Regions from separate parts of the Homo sapiens genome. Here region 2 is linked to region 1. Evidence: chromatin contacts called from ENCODE Hi-C or POLR2A ChIA-PET data. All regions are on one chromosome and are shown on one strand. The core of a region is the stretch at or near the end of the contact, and the rest is flanking DNA. Distances in the headings are between cores, read along the strand shown.

Region 1 (7,425 bases), core at 2,719-5,218:
TGGTGGTGGGCACCTGTAATCCCAGCTTCTCGGGAGGCTGAGGCAGGAAGAATCACTTGAGCCCTGGAGGCGGAGGTTGCAGTGAACCGAGATCGCGCCATTGCACTCTAGCTTGGGTGACAGAGTGAGACTTGTCTCAAAAACAAAACAAAAACAAAAAACAAACAACCTCTGATAAGCCCACTGAAAAAAAAAATTGTAAGTAAGCTGAACCATCTTAAGTCCTGATGCCGCTTGACCTAACTATGAAGTTTCAACCTGATAAACCCGTAATAAAGTCAAAAAATTATGAGTTGAACCTTCTGAGTTGGGGACCATCTTGACTAAGTTCACTAGGTTCAGTTCAGTAGAACCTGCTCTTGTTATGAGATGATAATGCTTTCTACAGAGCAGAGGAAAGCAGAACTGTAGAGAAAAGTTCTGTACCTGACATCTTTGTAATTCAGTAACTATCCTTCAATTCCCTTTTCTGCCTTTTATATTCTGAAAAATCTTTGATCTAGTTAAAACTAGTCCAAAAGCAGTATTCAAAAGATCTAGAAAAATGTGGGAAGACAGAGTAGAGTGAAGATGATAGAGAAAAATGGTGCAAATCTGACTTTTATTTTTTTATTTTTTTTTTGAGACAGAGTCTAGCTCTGTCATCCAGGCTGGAGTGTAGTGGCATGATCTCAGTTCACTGAAACCTCTGTCTCCCGGGTTCAAGCGGTTCTCCTGCCTCAACTTCCTGAGTAGCTGGGACTGCAGACGCGTACCACCACACCTGGCTAATTTTTTGTGTTTTCAGTAGAGATGGGGTTTCACCATGTTGCCCAGGCTGGTCTTGAACTCCTGACTTCAGGTGATCTACCTGCCTCGGCCTCCCAAAGTCTTGGGTTTACAGGCATGAGCCACCCCGGCCTGACCTTTATTTTTTAGAATATAATATAGTTTGGAAAATACATTTAGCAGCATTAAAGACATTTATAGCTGGGTGTGGTGGCTCATGCCTGTAATCCCAGCACTTTGGGAGGCTGAGCTGGGCGGATCACAAGGTCAGGAGTTCCAGACCAGCCTGGCCAATATGGTGAAACTCCGTTTCTAATAAAAAAAATACAAAAATTAGCTGGGCATGGTGGTGGGCGCCTGTAGTCCCAGCTACTCGGGAGGCTGAGGCAGGAGAATCGCTTGAATCCAGGAGGCGGAGGGTGCAGTGAGCCGAGATTGCGCCACTGTACTTCCAGCCTGGACGACAGAGTGAGACTCCGTCTCAAAAGAAAAGGAAGAAATTCATGGTAATGCCATCCTCTAGGTAATTAAGTAGCACCATTTTTAATCGATAAAAGAGTATATATAGTAATGCTATATGTGTTTTGTATTTTCTTATATAATGATAGAAGCTGCGCACTGCAGCCATTCAGTGATGTGAATGGCAGTCCCTAGGTTGTGCAACCTGATGGTACTGACCACCAATAGCTGTGGAACCCAAACCAAGTTCATGATGAATTTGTATCCTCATGAGCCTAGTTTTCTGTTTTTGTTATTGTTCTTAAATTACAATCAGGGCAACCAAAATAATTTGCTTTAAATTCTGTAGAAACTAAAAGATGACAAATTATGTAGCTGTTTCTATGATTTTTGTAGTGATAGTGTTTATCTCTGTAATAGTATCTTGTAGCTTTCACAAATACTCATTTTTACATCTGTTCAACTTTATTAAACACATATACACAACACTGACAAAGGATTAAAACATCCCTGTTCTTTTGTCTTCGGTTTTGGAATTCTTTTTACTTGTATAATTCTGTTTTCCATCTTCATCTGTATCCTTGCAGGTTGCCTGAAAGGTTTGAAGACCATGTGGTATTATATATATTTTAACAGGTCATGTCATTTCTCTAATGCTGTGGCCCTGAGGTTAGTGATATATTAGGAAACTGTATCATGAAAGTCCGTTTGAGGATAGAAACATATGCATGGACTTTTCCCAAAGTTTGTAACCTGTCCATATCTGTTAGCTTTTGCTGTATTAAATGTATAAACAAAAGCCTCAAAACTTAGTGACTTGAAAAAAGGTTTCATTTATCACAGTTCTTTGGGCTTGCTGGACAGTTCTTGTGGTCTCTGCTAACTTAGCTGGGGCTATATGGCTTCATTCTTATGTCTGATGATTGGCAGACCAGTTGGGTCTTGGGACACCTCACTTATATGGTTGGTGGTTGATGTATGTTAGCTGGGTTGATGGCCACATTTTTCTCATCATCCCACAGGTTAGCCTGGGCTCATTTGCATGGTGGTGGTTACAGGGTTCCATTGAGTAGAAAGAGGGTAAGCCCCAGTGTACAAGCTTCTGCTTGTGTTGTGTTTGCTAATGTCCCATTGACAAAGGGAAGTCACATGGTGAAACCCAGATTCGTGTGGAAAAATAGACTCCACTTCTTTTAGGTTATTTATTCATTTTACTTTAATTTTTTTTCTTGTGACAGAGTCTCACTGTACTCCAGCCTGGACGACAGAGTGAGACTCCATCTCAAAAAAAAAGAAAGAAATTCATGATAATGCTATCCTCTAGGTAATTAAGTAGCACTGTTTTTAATCGATAAAAGAGTATATATAGTAATGTTATATGTGTTTTGTATTTTCTTATATGATGGTAGAAGTTGTGAATTATATATATTTTAACAGGTCATTGTCCAGGATGGAGTGCAGTGGTGCGATCTCGGCTCACTGCAACTTCCCAGGTTCAAGTGATTCTTGTGCCTCAGTCACCCAAATAGCTGGGATTAGGCATGTGCCACCTTGGCCTCCCAAAGTGCTCGGCCTATTTAAAAAATCCTTTAAATTTTTAATATTTGTGGGTACATAGTAGATGTATATATTTATGGGGTACATAAGATGTCTTGATACAAGCATGCAATATGAAATAAGTGCATCATGGAGAATGAGGTGTCCATCTCCACAAGCATTTATCCTTTGAGTTACAAACAATCCAGTTAACAACACTCTTTTAGTTAAAATGTGCAATTATTACTGACTATAGTCACCCTGTTGTGCAGTGAAATCGTAGGCTTTATTCATTCTTTCTTTTTTTGTGTGTGCGCATTAATAGACTCCACTTCTTGATGACAGGAGTGGCAAAATCACATTGCACAGGAGTGAGCATACAGGCCTGGGAAGAATTTGGGGCCATTTGCAGTTGACCACGTTCGTTTTAGGTTTTCTAGCATCTGTATTTCATTCAAATATTCACTCAGACATTTATTGTGCTCCTGTGTTCTACCGTAGGGATAGAAAAAGGCAAATAAAATAGGAATTTTCTCTGTCAAGAAATAAATTAGATTTCTGTCTTGTCACTATGTTTAATCAGTGTACATACTCTGGAACCCTGTACTAAGAACTGTGAGAATGTGAAAACTGGAGTAGTTGTTTTCTAACCACCCTTCCTCCACTTCCAAACTCTAAATCTTATTTTTATTGTATTGTGGTTCTAAGTTATTTCTCAGGTAACTTATGTCAAAGTGTTAACTGATGATTAAAAGTCTATTATTTTAATAATGAAACTTATTAAATCTGATCTGACTGTTAGACCTGCTTCACTGTAGAGTTGGGGCAGAACACTAGCATTTGTTGAATTTGTGCTGGGGCCATTCACTGTGTTAGGCTACTAAAAGCAATTTGATGTTTCATCTTTGAAACATTGCTTGCCTTTGTACTAAATTTTCATTTTGACCAATTGTGCCTGCCCCATGCTCCCCAAATACTTAAGAACTGATCTATACAAAATATCGTGTCAGGGACCAGATGCTCTAATAATAATCAAAAAGCTTTCCCCCTTTATTTTACTAATTTTAAAATGGATAATACTTTCGTTCTTATTTTAGTTGCCGTTATATGGGTATTTTTGAAATAAAATGTTGGTTAAATATTGCCTATTTTGATTAGAAACCATCTGCCAGAAGTGATGGATAATGGCTCCCCCTTGTGGCACAGTCATTTATGACATGTTTAGATTGCCTCAGAATGTCCTGAGCAGGCCTTGTTTTTAAAAATAAGGGACTCTCCTCCCCACCCGCTAAAAAAAACCTCAGCAGAATTGAATCAACAGCTTCTGCTCCCACCCCCCTCAATTCTTTGGCTCTAATAATGATCCTGTTTTTGTATTTTCTTCACATTGGTGCTGATACAAGCTAAAAATATCTGTATCTCCATATTTATGGTGGATCACTATGAAGGTATTCTGAGGAACTTTTAATATCTTGGAATGTTGATAGGTATACTAAAACAAGTACAAAAAAAACAGGTTTTGAAGTCCAAAATAGTGTAATGCTGGACCAAATAAGTAATATTTGTTTGCAGTGAGACTCCTCAGAAACTTTAATAGCCAGTGTGCGTGGTGAGCCTCCTAAACAAGAAGGGTTTTCCAAACTTAGTGGACTGTAGAGCTCTCTCTTCAGGGAACATGTTTTGGGAAACAGCAGGTTGTTTCAAGTGAGTCGTTCTTTGGGGTTTTTTAAAAAATTACTTGTTATTACTATATTTGCCTTTTCCCCCTTGCAGCAGTTTTCGTAATTACATAAGAGAAAACAGCAATAAGTAAAAAATCTTATAGATTTGTTTTTGGCAACATATTTCCTGTTAAGAATAGGCTACTTTTTTCCCTTTGTAGCAAGCCCACCTCAGAATCCTAAAGTGTTTTTTTTAAAGATTACATTATATAAGTCGAATATTAGTTTAAACAATTATTTCATTTTATGTTAACCAAAGCTTCTCAGATTTTGGTATTGACACTTACTGGCAATGGGTACAATAGGTCTCCTACTTCTGCTTTCTTTTTTCCCTTCATAATATTTATAGAGAATATACAAGGGGAAAAGTGAAAATGTGGCCATGATGGTCATGGGGTTTTGTGGGGAGGGGGAGGAGATTTAGATTAAATATGTTATATTTCTTCTGAAGGCCACTATTTAAATATAAGCTTTTCCACAAATACATAATTATCATGCCTGTCTTTTATTGTGTTCTGACACATCTATATACCTAAATCAAGAGGAACTATATGTATAATCTTTGTAATTCAGTGCATTTCTTTTTTTAGAAAGCAAGTATATTCTATTATTATTTTTTATTTAGTTAACTTATTTTTTGAGACTGAGTTTCACTTTTATCACCCAGGCTGGAGTGCAGTGGTGCGATCTCGCTGGCTGCAACCTCCGCCTCCTGGGTTCAAGCATTCTCGTGCCTCACTCAGCCTCCTGAGTAGCTGGGATTACAGGCACCTGCCACCATGCCTGGCTAATTTTTGTATTTTTAGTAGAGACGGGGTTTTGTCATGTTGGCCAGGCTGGTATCAAACTCTTGATCTCAAATGATCCTCCCGCCTTGGCCTCCCAAAATGCTGGGATTACAGGCGTGACGCCTGGCGTATATTTTAAAGCAGTGACATGTTTTGACTTTTTTTCAGGTTAATTTTTTAACTACACCAGAAAACTGGTTTGATTAATGTTTACTGGAGTGAATAAAAGCAAATATAGTAAGCTCACATTGAGCGTCATCAGGATGTGAGGTTTTCCAGATAGGCTATTTTTTTAGTTAATGGAAACGTAGTTTTAAGTATTAAGATTTTATAAAAATATCTTCATTGCTGAACATATGCAACATAATGTCACTTTATTTTCAGTATTGGTTTGTCATTATGATACAATACTGATGCCTTAGGGCAGCTGCAGCTGTGCTTACCCTTTTTCCTTCCTTCCCCTTCTAAATATGTGGTTTCTTGTCCTTTATGATTTTAGAGAGTAGTTACGATTGTGCCTAATATAGGAACTGATAGGTAAGAAGAAGAACTTTTATGAGCCATGGTCTTTGTGACATTTACTGTGATTATTTAGAGATTCTTTTAATCCTTATCTGTTACCTCTTCCACCTCACCGCCCTTGAGTTCTTCGCAGTCTGGCATAGTCTGGATAGGTGATTTTTAGAGAAATGAGGCTTGATTTTTTTGTAATAGGTGAATTCTGCATATTTGGTATATAGTTTTGCAACAAAAGAGGTGTCACCAAAATCAAGAAGTATTTACATTTTTGTGAAAAGCGTGTGGATTTTATTCTTACATTTTATTTTAACAACTTAAGTACCATCATGTATTTTATCAAGCAGTATATACTTTTTAAATTGGAAACATTGTTGTGTGTAACTTGCCATGTTTATAACATTTAAGTTAATGGTTACAACTGATGGATTTGAAATATTGTGTTATTAAACTAGAAATTTGTATGAAATGATATATAGTTAAAGGTTATATTACAATATATTTTAAAATTTAATACTTTTACAGATTAAGATTTTGATGACTTCAATTTAATTTTTTAAATTTGGTCTAAGTTTAAATATGTTTATTCAGGTGGGTGATCATCATTTTATCTTTACTGTTGGAGAATAAAGGTTTTGGAAGATCATTGCCGTTTTGTTTTAAACATGTGAGAGCTAAGCAGTTTTTATAAAGGCCAATTTCCTAATAGGATTTATTTTTGGTTTTATTAGTGGGCAAATGGCATCTACCTGTACATTCTGGTTACAAGGGAGAGACTTATACTTTTGTTATAATAAGTTATGTGTGAAAGTGAATTTTACATATCTATATGTTTTATATGTATTTTGGCATGAGGTGGGAAGAACTAACTAAAAATTCAATTAAGATATTTAGCAATATAATCGGAGTAGAGTCTGTATTACTTTACTTTAAAAATTCAGGGTCTCTAAAAAATCCTTTGAAATAGTTATGAATTTTAATAGGACCATACTTAAAAATAATCAGCAAAAGATAAAGCCTCTTCTTAGGTAGTGCCCAAACTAGACAGAGAATGGGGGAAAAATCGGTTTTTGATTTATTCAGTCTATTATGTTAAACATTTTAATGTTTAGGTCTATACTAATTTAGACGTGTTTTGTTTTATTTTGAAATAAAAAGCATTATTTGTAAACTTGGAAATTAATGTAAATGTATAATTTGAAAGAAATGAGATGGCTAGGTCAGTAATACTTCTTCAGTCAATGAAATAATTATTCTAACCTGAAATAGCAACATCTGGTCAAAGCAAAATTAGTAAATAAAGTTCTTGAGTCATGACACAACATATGATGTGTCTGTAATATTACCACCCAAGTTTTACCCAATTTTTTCCTGTTACTCAATGATACATGTTTTTACTCACATTTAAATACATAAATTTTACTCTACAAGGACTGTGTTAACAATTGGTTCCGGTTTTCTGATTATTATATTATCTCCTACTCTCTATAATTTAATAATGTTATAGTTTTTTGGTTTTATTTCATGTATAATATGACTTTTTAAAACTACTAGATAAATTGAAAGTTTAGTTGTGCTTCGTATTTTAGAAGAATTCACTTAATGAAAATTCTTTCCTAACAGTCATCCCCTCCGCA
Region 2 (7,425 bases), core at 2,693-5,192, 39 kb before region 1:
GCAGTGGCGTAATCATAGCTCATTGCAGTCTGGAACTGCTGGCCTTAAGCTATCTTCCCATCTTAGCCTCTTGAGTAGCTAGGACTACAGGTGAGCGACACCACTCCCAGCTGTTTTTTATTTTATTTTTTGTAGAGATAGTCTTGCCATGTTGCCTGGACTCAAGGAATCCTCTCTCCTTGACCTCCCAAAGTTGGGATTACAGGCGTCAGCCACTGTGCCTGGCCGTAGTCTTATATTATTTTATATCGTCTTAGAGATTTTTATTGGTATTTAATACAGATTGTAAGTTTTCTTCTAGTATTTTTATTTTTATGATGGGAGTTTTTCCTAGTATATTTTTGTGAGATTATTACTAGTATATAAAAAAGACTTTGGTTTTTCTACATATAATTGGTAATTGGATATATAATGTTATAACAGTGAGAAGCTATACAATTGTAATCAGAAACAGAATGAATTATAGTAAAATACTTTGTGGTACTTCAAGCATTGTTTTTGTCTTTGAAATCTGAGATTAGCAGAGATAAATATTTTTGGTTCTTAAATGCTGTGGCAAAGTGTTAAGAAAAATGGCAAAATCGATAAATACAATTTCTGCCTCCAAACAATGTAGCAGGATACTTATAATATATACTGCAGTAAGTTAAATACCATAAGTAGAAAGTTGTGGTGTGGAGTGAGGGCAGGCAGATACTAAGGCAGTTAAGAAAGGGACAAGGTCCCGGGTGTGGCTGCTCACACCTGTAATCTGAGCACTTTGGGAGGCTGAGGTGGGCGGATCACCTGAGGTCAGGAGTTCAAGACCAGCCTGGCCAACATGGTGAAACCCTGTCTCTACTAAAAAATATATAAATTAGCTGGGCGTGGTGCTGTGTGCCTGTAATCTCAGCTACTTGGGAGGCTGAGGCAGGAGAATCACTGGAACCTGGCAGGCGGAGGCTGCAGTGAGCCGAGATCGTGCTGCTGCACTCCAGTCGGGGCGACAGAGCGAGACTGTGTCTCAGAAAAGAAAGGGAGAAGAGATGTAGGAGAGGAGATATTTGAGAGAAACTTTGAAAGGGCAGTATGGTAGGATTTCAGCAAAGAGATAAAGGAGTTGTGGGGAGAGAGAACATTATATGAACTAATATTCATGGCAGCTAGATAGGAAAAGCGAGCTCTACAATGTCACAGAAGTTATGGGAGGAAATAATTTCAAGGCGTTTGATTGTGTTTATAGCTCTGACATTATATATTAAGCCTTTTTTCTTTTAGCCCTTCACTTCTTGATTTTAATATATCAGTGTATTTTGTTTTATGTTTTTTGAGACTGAGTCTCACTGTTGCCTAGGCTGGTAGGCACTGGTGCAATCACGGCTTCAACTTCTGGGCTCAGTTGATCCTCCCACCTCAGTCTCCTGAGTAACTGGGACTACAAGTGCACGACCACACCTGGCTAATTTTTTTGTATTTTTTATAGAGATGAGGTTTTATCATGTTTGCCAGGCTGGTCTCAAACTCCTGGGTTCAAGCAATCTGCCTGCCCCGGCCTCTCAAAGTGCTAGATTACAGGTGTGAGCCACCGCACCTGGCCCATCAGTGTATTTTGTAAGACAGTTTTCTACTTTAACATTTTTCTAGAGTCAGTGCATGTCTTGTATATACTTAAACAAAACAACTTTTTCATTATCTATAATAAGACTTTGTGAAGGCTGAATTATCTCTTAATGCATAACAAACTGCCCTAAAATTTTGTGGTTTGAAACAATAACCATTTTATTATATCAGATGATTTTGTGAATCACAAATTCTGGCATGATTGGCTGGGTGATTTCCTCTGCTTCACGCAGTGTTGACTGGAGTTGCTCATTGGTGTTGAGTTGGTGGCTGGTCTGGTATGGAAGGTCCAAGATGACTTTACTCACGTGCCTGTTGCTGTGTTATGTATGGCTAGATACTGAACTGAGTGAACCCTTCTCTTTCTCCAAGTTGTTTCAGGACCATTCCACATGGTCTGTTAATTAGGAAGTTGGATTTCTTACGTGGCAGCTCAGGACTCCAAGAGTCTTGACACCCAGCGACATAGGTGGAAACAGCAAGTCTTCTTATGACTTAGCTTTGGAAGTCTGAACCAATTTCTCACTGCACATACATTAGGGCACATAATGTATGTGTGTTTTGGAAAATTTCACTTGGAGCACATTCCAATTGAATTAAGATTGATAAAGCATCTGTAGGTGTGTATCTAATGATGTTAGCTAAATATACAACTTTTAAAAAATGTAGAACTTTAATTGGTTGTGTGAAAAAGTGTAACTAAGAGTATATAACAAGTACAACGAGAGTCTGGTTCCCATAGTTACATATGCCCACACATATTGTTATCATTAAGAACTATGTATATGATTTACCATTTGCATTACAGAGTATAATTTAAATTGTAATAAATAATGTAATTGTATAATGTGGACTTAGAGGTCTAAGAATGCCCCAGGTTGTATATATGTGAAACAATCACGTTTGATATAGTAGCTATAGACACACGATTCAGTGATTTAAAGTGATTTAATTCTGTAACCAGATACCACCTACAATATCTTAGTACTTCATATCTTGGTTTTATAATATGTTGAGAACAGACGAAATGCTTTTATTTCTGCTCTGGAGACCAATCTTTTCTGATAGTTTAGTGAGGAAAACCTGAGCTAAAATTTTTCACAGGCCACTTTATCATGTTATGCCTGGCATGGTTTTTATGTATATATGTATTTAAAAAAATTTTTTTTAGAGACAAGGTCTCACTCTGTTGCTCAGGTTGGAGTGCAGTGGTGTGATCATGGCTCACTGCAGCCTCAGACTCCTGGGCTCAAGTGATCCATCTGACTGAGCCTTCTGAGTAGCCAGTACTATAGGTGCGCACCACTGTGCCTGGCTAATTATTGTATTTTCCGTAGAGAAAGGGTCTCGCCATATTGTCCAGGCTGGCCTTGAACTCCTGGCCTCAAGCCATCCTCCCACCTTGTCCTCCAAAGTGCTGGGATTGCAGGTGTGAGCCACTGTTCCCAGCTGTATGTGTCCTTTTTTATTTTCCTCTTACTCTTTGTGTGTTCTTGTGACTATTGTTATTGTAGTATTTTTGTAACTCTTTGTTACTGGGTGCTTTTGTAATAAAATTCTGTTTATATTTAATAATAATAGCTACATTTGTCCAGTGCTTAAAATTAGGTATTGTGCATAGTGTTGGAAATAATGCATATGTTGCCTTGTTATAAAAATTGTAAAAGGCTGGGCGTGGTGGCTCGTGCCTATAATCTTAGCACTTTGGGAGGCCAAGGTGGGTGGATCACCTGAGGTTGGGAGTTCAAGACCAGACTGACCAACATGGAGAAACCCCGGGTCTACTAAAAATACAAAATTAGCTGGGCGTGGTGCTGCATGCCCGTAATCCCAGCTACTCGGGAGGCTGAGGCAGAGAATCGCTTGAACCCGGGAGGCAGAGGTTGCGGTGAGCTGAGATCGTGCCATTGCACTCCAGCCTGGGCAACAAGAGCGAAACTCCGTTAAAAAAAAAATTGCAGAAGACAAGTGTTATTATCTATACAGATGAGATTACTGAGGCACAACACGGTTAAGTAACTTGCTTCATGTCACTTGATCAGTTATTGGCAGAGCTAGAATTTGAGCTTAATATGTATAATTACAAAGCCTGAATTATTTCTATTATATCACAATACATTTGGGGTTTCTTTCTTTTTCATTTTCTTTTTCTTTTTTTTTTTTTTTTTTTTGAGACAGAGTCTCACTCTGTCACCCAGGCTCGAGTGCAGTGGTGTGATCCTGGCTCACTGCAGCATCAGCCTCCCAGGTTCTCATCCCTCAGCCTCCTGAGTAGCTGGAATTACAGGCGTGGGCGACCTTGCCCGGCTACATTTTGTATTTTTAGTAGAGATGGGGTTTCACCATTTTGGTCATATGACCTCAAGTGATCTGCCTGCCTCGGCATGCCAAAGTGCTGGGATTACAGCGGTGAGCCACCGTGCCCAGCCTACTGCTTTTTTTCTTATGTGGATTTAACACTTATTTATGGCCCGCTTTGTGCTTGGGTGGTGGTGGAAGAAAGGGAGATACAAAGAGGAGAACTTTCTGTTTCTTGCCTTGAGATAATTTTTAATTTAATTGGAGAGATAAATAGCTGCAATGTAAAAGACACTGCTCATTGTTGGTAATTTTGTTTTTTTTTTTTCTGTGTATTGCTTTTTTGTCTTCTATGATTGCCTTCAAATGCTTATCAATAGTAATTTCCTTCTTTTTACTTAAATCTTTTGCCTCCTGGAAACTTCATTCACATTGAGCATCACTTATATGCAAAGCACCATTCTAGGTTCTACAGAAGGTAGCAAAGAGCAAGATATGATAATTGCAAAGGAGCTTAGAAACCAGGAGGGCAGATTGAGCAGTTATACAAAAAATCAGAATTCAAATTATAGAAGAGGGAGGAGGAGGATATGATCATTTGTGATCATGGGCATCAAGGAGTGCTTAGTGGAAGAAGCTAAATTTCACCGTAATCTTACAGGATGTGTAGGATTTGGGCAGGAGGAATTGGGATGGGCAATCGCATTTTAGCTAAGGGATATATTAGTAAAAATATTGGAGTAAGACATTTGAGTAATGATGAATCAAGTAATCCGGAATCTTGTTATATATGTGGGTGAATAGTTGAAGAAAAGGCTAAAAGAAGGTGAGTCTTAACTGAAGATTCTTGAATGACATATTATGGGAGTTTTCTGTTTTTAGATAGGCAGAGGTAAGCTGAGTTGGTTTATTCATTCGTTTTAAGCAGAAGATAGTGACATGGTAAACTATACATTTAAGGAATCTTTTTTGGTCACTGTGCTTACTTGGTGGAAAGGAAAGAAACTATAGGTACGGAAACCCTTTCTTTTAAAAGCTAGTGAGAATACACTAGGTGGTGACTCTGGAAAGGGAAAAAAAGATGGAAATATTTTAACGAAGTATAAACTGAACTGGTCAAGTGATTTAGTGTTAGGGGAAAATTGAAGAAAGAAGTATTATTAGTGTTACTGAAAATTTTTTGTATTTGGATGTTGGATGAGGATGTGCCATTAACATAGAGAATTGGAAGGAGAACTTGAACTTTTTTATATTAGAAAGATGATATTTTGGTGTTAAATATTATGGAGATGAAGATGTGGAGTTTGGCAGAGGGGTTGGGTTGGGAGATTAATTTGGAGATTAGTTTGCCACAGGGTTATAGTTTACATCATGTGAGTGCATTTTTAGAGGCAATATAGAGAAGAGAGAGGAATGCCTAGGAGAGATCCTAGGTAAATGTGCAGGTTTGGATGGTGGGATTATGAGAATGAGGGAGGAGTCAGGTAGGATAGTACAGTTTCAGTGAAACTTAGGGAGAAATTTTGAGAAGGAATTGATACTGTTATGTTGCAGTGAGGTCCACGGAAAAAAGGGCTGAGAAGCCACTGGATTTTTTAGCTTTGATTAGCTGTGTTAGCGAGGGGCTGTGATAAATCACTTCTTTCCCATTTACTGTTTGTGAAGTCCTTTCTCTTCTTTTTACTGTATCCTTCATCTCCTTCAATTTTTATTTTAGTGTATGTAATTGTAATCATTTTGTAATGTAACTGCTTTTCCTTCTGCTTCAAATTCTTTACATTTCTCTTCTTCTGCCGCTGCTTGTTCTCTCATCTATTTCTAGCCATACATTATTCCTGGAAGGAATAATGTAAGAGAGGGAAGGTGGGGAATGTCATTGTTGTCGTTCAGTTCAGTTGATTTCATGGACTGCGTTATTATGGTGTGAATTATGGCTCATGGCTCATATTCAGGGCAGGCAAAACTGTGATGGTGTGAAGCTTGTTTGATGTTTGTGCAGCAACAATATATTGTGACTGAAAGCTGTAGTATGAAATTCTAACATTTCTTTCTCTCTTCTTTTTTTTTTTTTTTTTGAGACAGAGTTTCGCTTTGTTACCCAGGCTGGAGTACAGTGGTGCAATCTCGGCTCACCACAACCTCCGCCTCCTGGTTCAATCGGTTCTTGTGTCTCAGCCTTCCGAGTAGCTGGGATTACAGGCATGCGCCACCTCGCCTGGCTAATTTTGTATTTTTAGTAGAGATGGGGTTTCACTATGTTGGCCAGGCTGGGCTCAAACTCCTGACCTCAAGTGATCCACGTGCCTTGGCCTCCCAAAGTGCTGGGATTACAGGTGTGAGCCACTGCGCCCGGCCAACATTTCTTAAGAACTTCCAGTGTGGATTTTTATGATGCTGTAATTTCTTAAAAAAATTAATGAACCTATATAAAGAATTTCCTATACATCAAAATCTGTGGTTGAGTAAAAGTATAGCTTCTTTTTCTTAAAAACTGTTAAGCCTAATAAATAATGTATGTGTGTATGCATATTCAGAATACATATATAATTTATTTTTTAATTCTAATTTTAATTTTTTGAGATAGGGTCTCACTCTTTGCCCAGACTGGAGTGCAGTGGCATGATCACAGCTCACTGCAGCCGTGACCTGCTGGGTTTAAGCGATCCTCCCACCTCACCCACCCAAGTAGCTGGGACTGCAGGCATGTACCACCATGCCCAGTTAATTTAAAAAGAATTTTTTTGGCTGGGCGTGGTGGCTCACACCTGTAATCCTAGCACTTTGGGAGGCCGAGGTGGGAGGATCACAAGGTTAGGAGTTCAAGACCAGCCTGGCCAGCATGGTGAAACCCAGTATCTACTAAAAATACAAAAATTAGCTGGACATGGTGGAGCATGCCTGTAATCCCAGCTACTCGGGTGGCCGAGGCAAGAGAACTGCTTTAACCTGGGAGGCGGAGGTTGCAGGGAGCTGAGATCACGCCACTGCACTCCAGCCTGGGACACAAGAGTGAAACTCTGTCTCAAAAAAAAAATTTTTTTTTTTTTAATAGGGACAGGATCTCTCTGTGTTGCCCAGGCTGGTCTTGAATTTCTGGGCTCAAGCTATCCTCCCACCTTGGCCTCCCAAAGTGCTAGGATTACAGGCATGAATGAGCCTTTGCACCAGCTTATAATTATTTCTAATTTTCTCCTTTTTTTCTCCTCTTGATTAACTATAGCATAACATCGAGATAATATATATCAAGTGAGGTAGAACAGCACTTGAACAGTTTTAATGGAGGGAGACCTTTGGAAACTTTTTTTAATGTGTTTATGTGAGTACATATTATGTTATATATTCAGTGTTTTACTTTGAATTTTTTTTTCTTGTATCTCCTTCTAATATACTGAGTGATTCTAAATCTTTAAAAAAGTATGTATCTGAACATAATTATTAATTCTTTCGGGAAGGAGAGTTAGGCTACCAACTTGATTGTACAAATAATACATAATATATGAATCCCTTTCTTTTTCTTTTTTCTTTTTT

The links. Hi-C counts contacts between places; a loop is a spot of excess contacts on that map. ChIA-PET counts read pairs that join two places held with the same protein, here RNA polymerase II (POLR2A). Pooled maps may share reads with other maps.
Region 2: a loop to region 1 is called in a map of B cell, with 2.1 times the contacts of the local background. The contact joins two enhancer-like sites. A Hi-C loop is called at or near these places in 9 of 168 maps with a recorded cell type or tissue (B cell, CD4-positive, alpha-beta T cell, IMR-90 and 6 more), 4 of 37 single-sample maps with no recorded cell type and 2 of 50 pooled maps. POLR2A ChIA-PET finds 5 or more read pairs at or near these places in 17 of 52 experiments (A549, CD4-positive, alpha-beta T cell, GM12878 and 13 more).

The regions. Positions count from the first base shown.
Region 1 is chr7:77,755,528-77,762,952 of GRCh38, forward strand. The region is part of intron 3 of RSBN1L (round spermatid basic protein 1 like); the gene reads left to right. Among named protein-coding and RNA genes, the nearest start is that of TMEM60, 39 kb to the right of the region's middle. Within about 2 kb of position 3,969, at least 5 of the 41 ENCODE cell types and tissues checked have a DNase peak (open chromatin) inside an H3K27ac peak, as active enhancers do.
Region 2 is chr7:77,717,014-77,724,438 of GRCh38, forward strand. All of the region lies in intron 1 of RSBN1L (round spermatid basic protein 1 like), which reads left to right. Among named protein-coding and RNA genes, the nearest start is that of RSBN1L, 24 kb to the left of the region's middle. Within about 2 kb of position 3,943, at least 2 of the 41 ENCODE cell types and tissues checked have a DNase peak (open chromatin) inside an H3K27ac peak, as active enhancers do.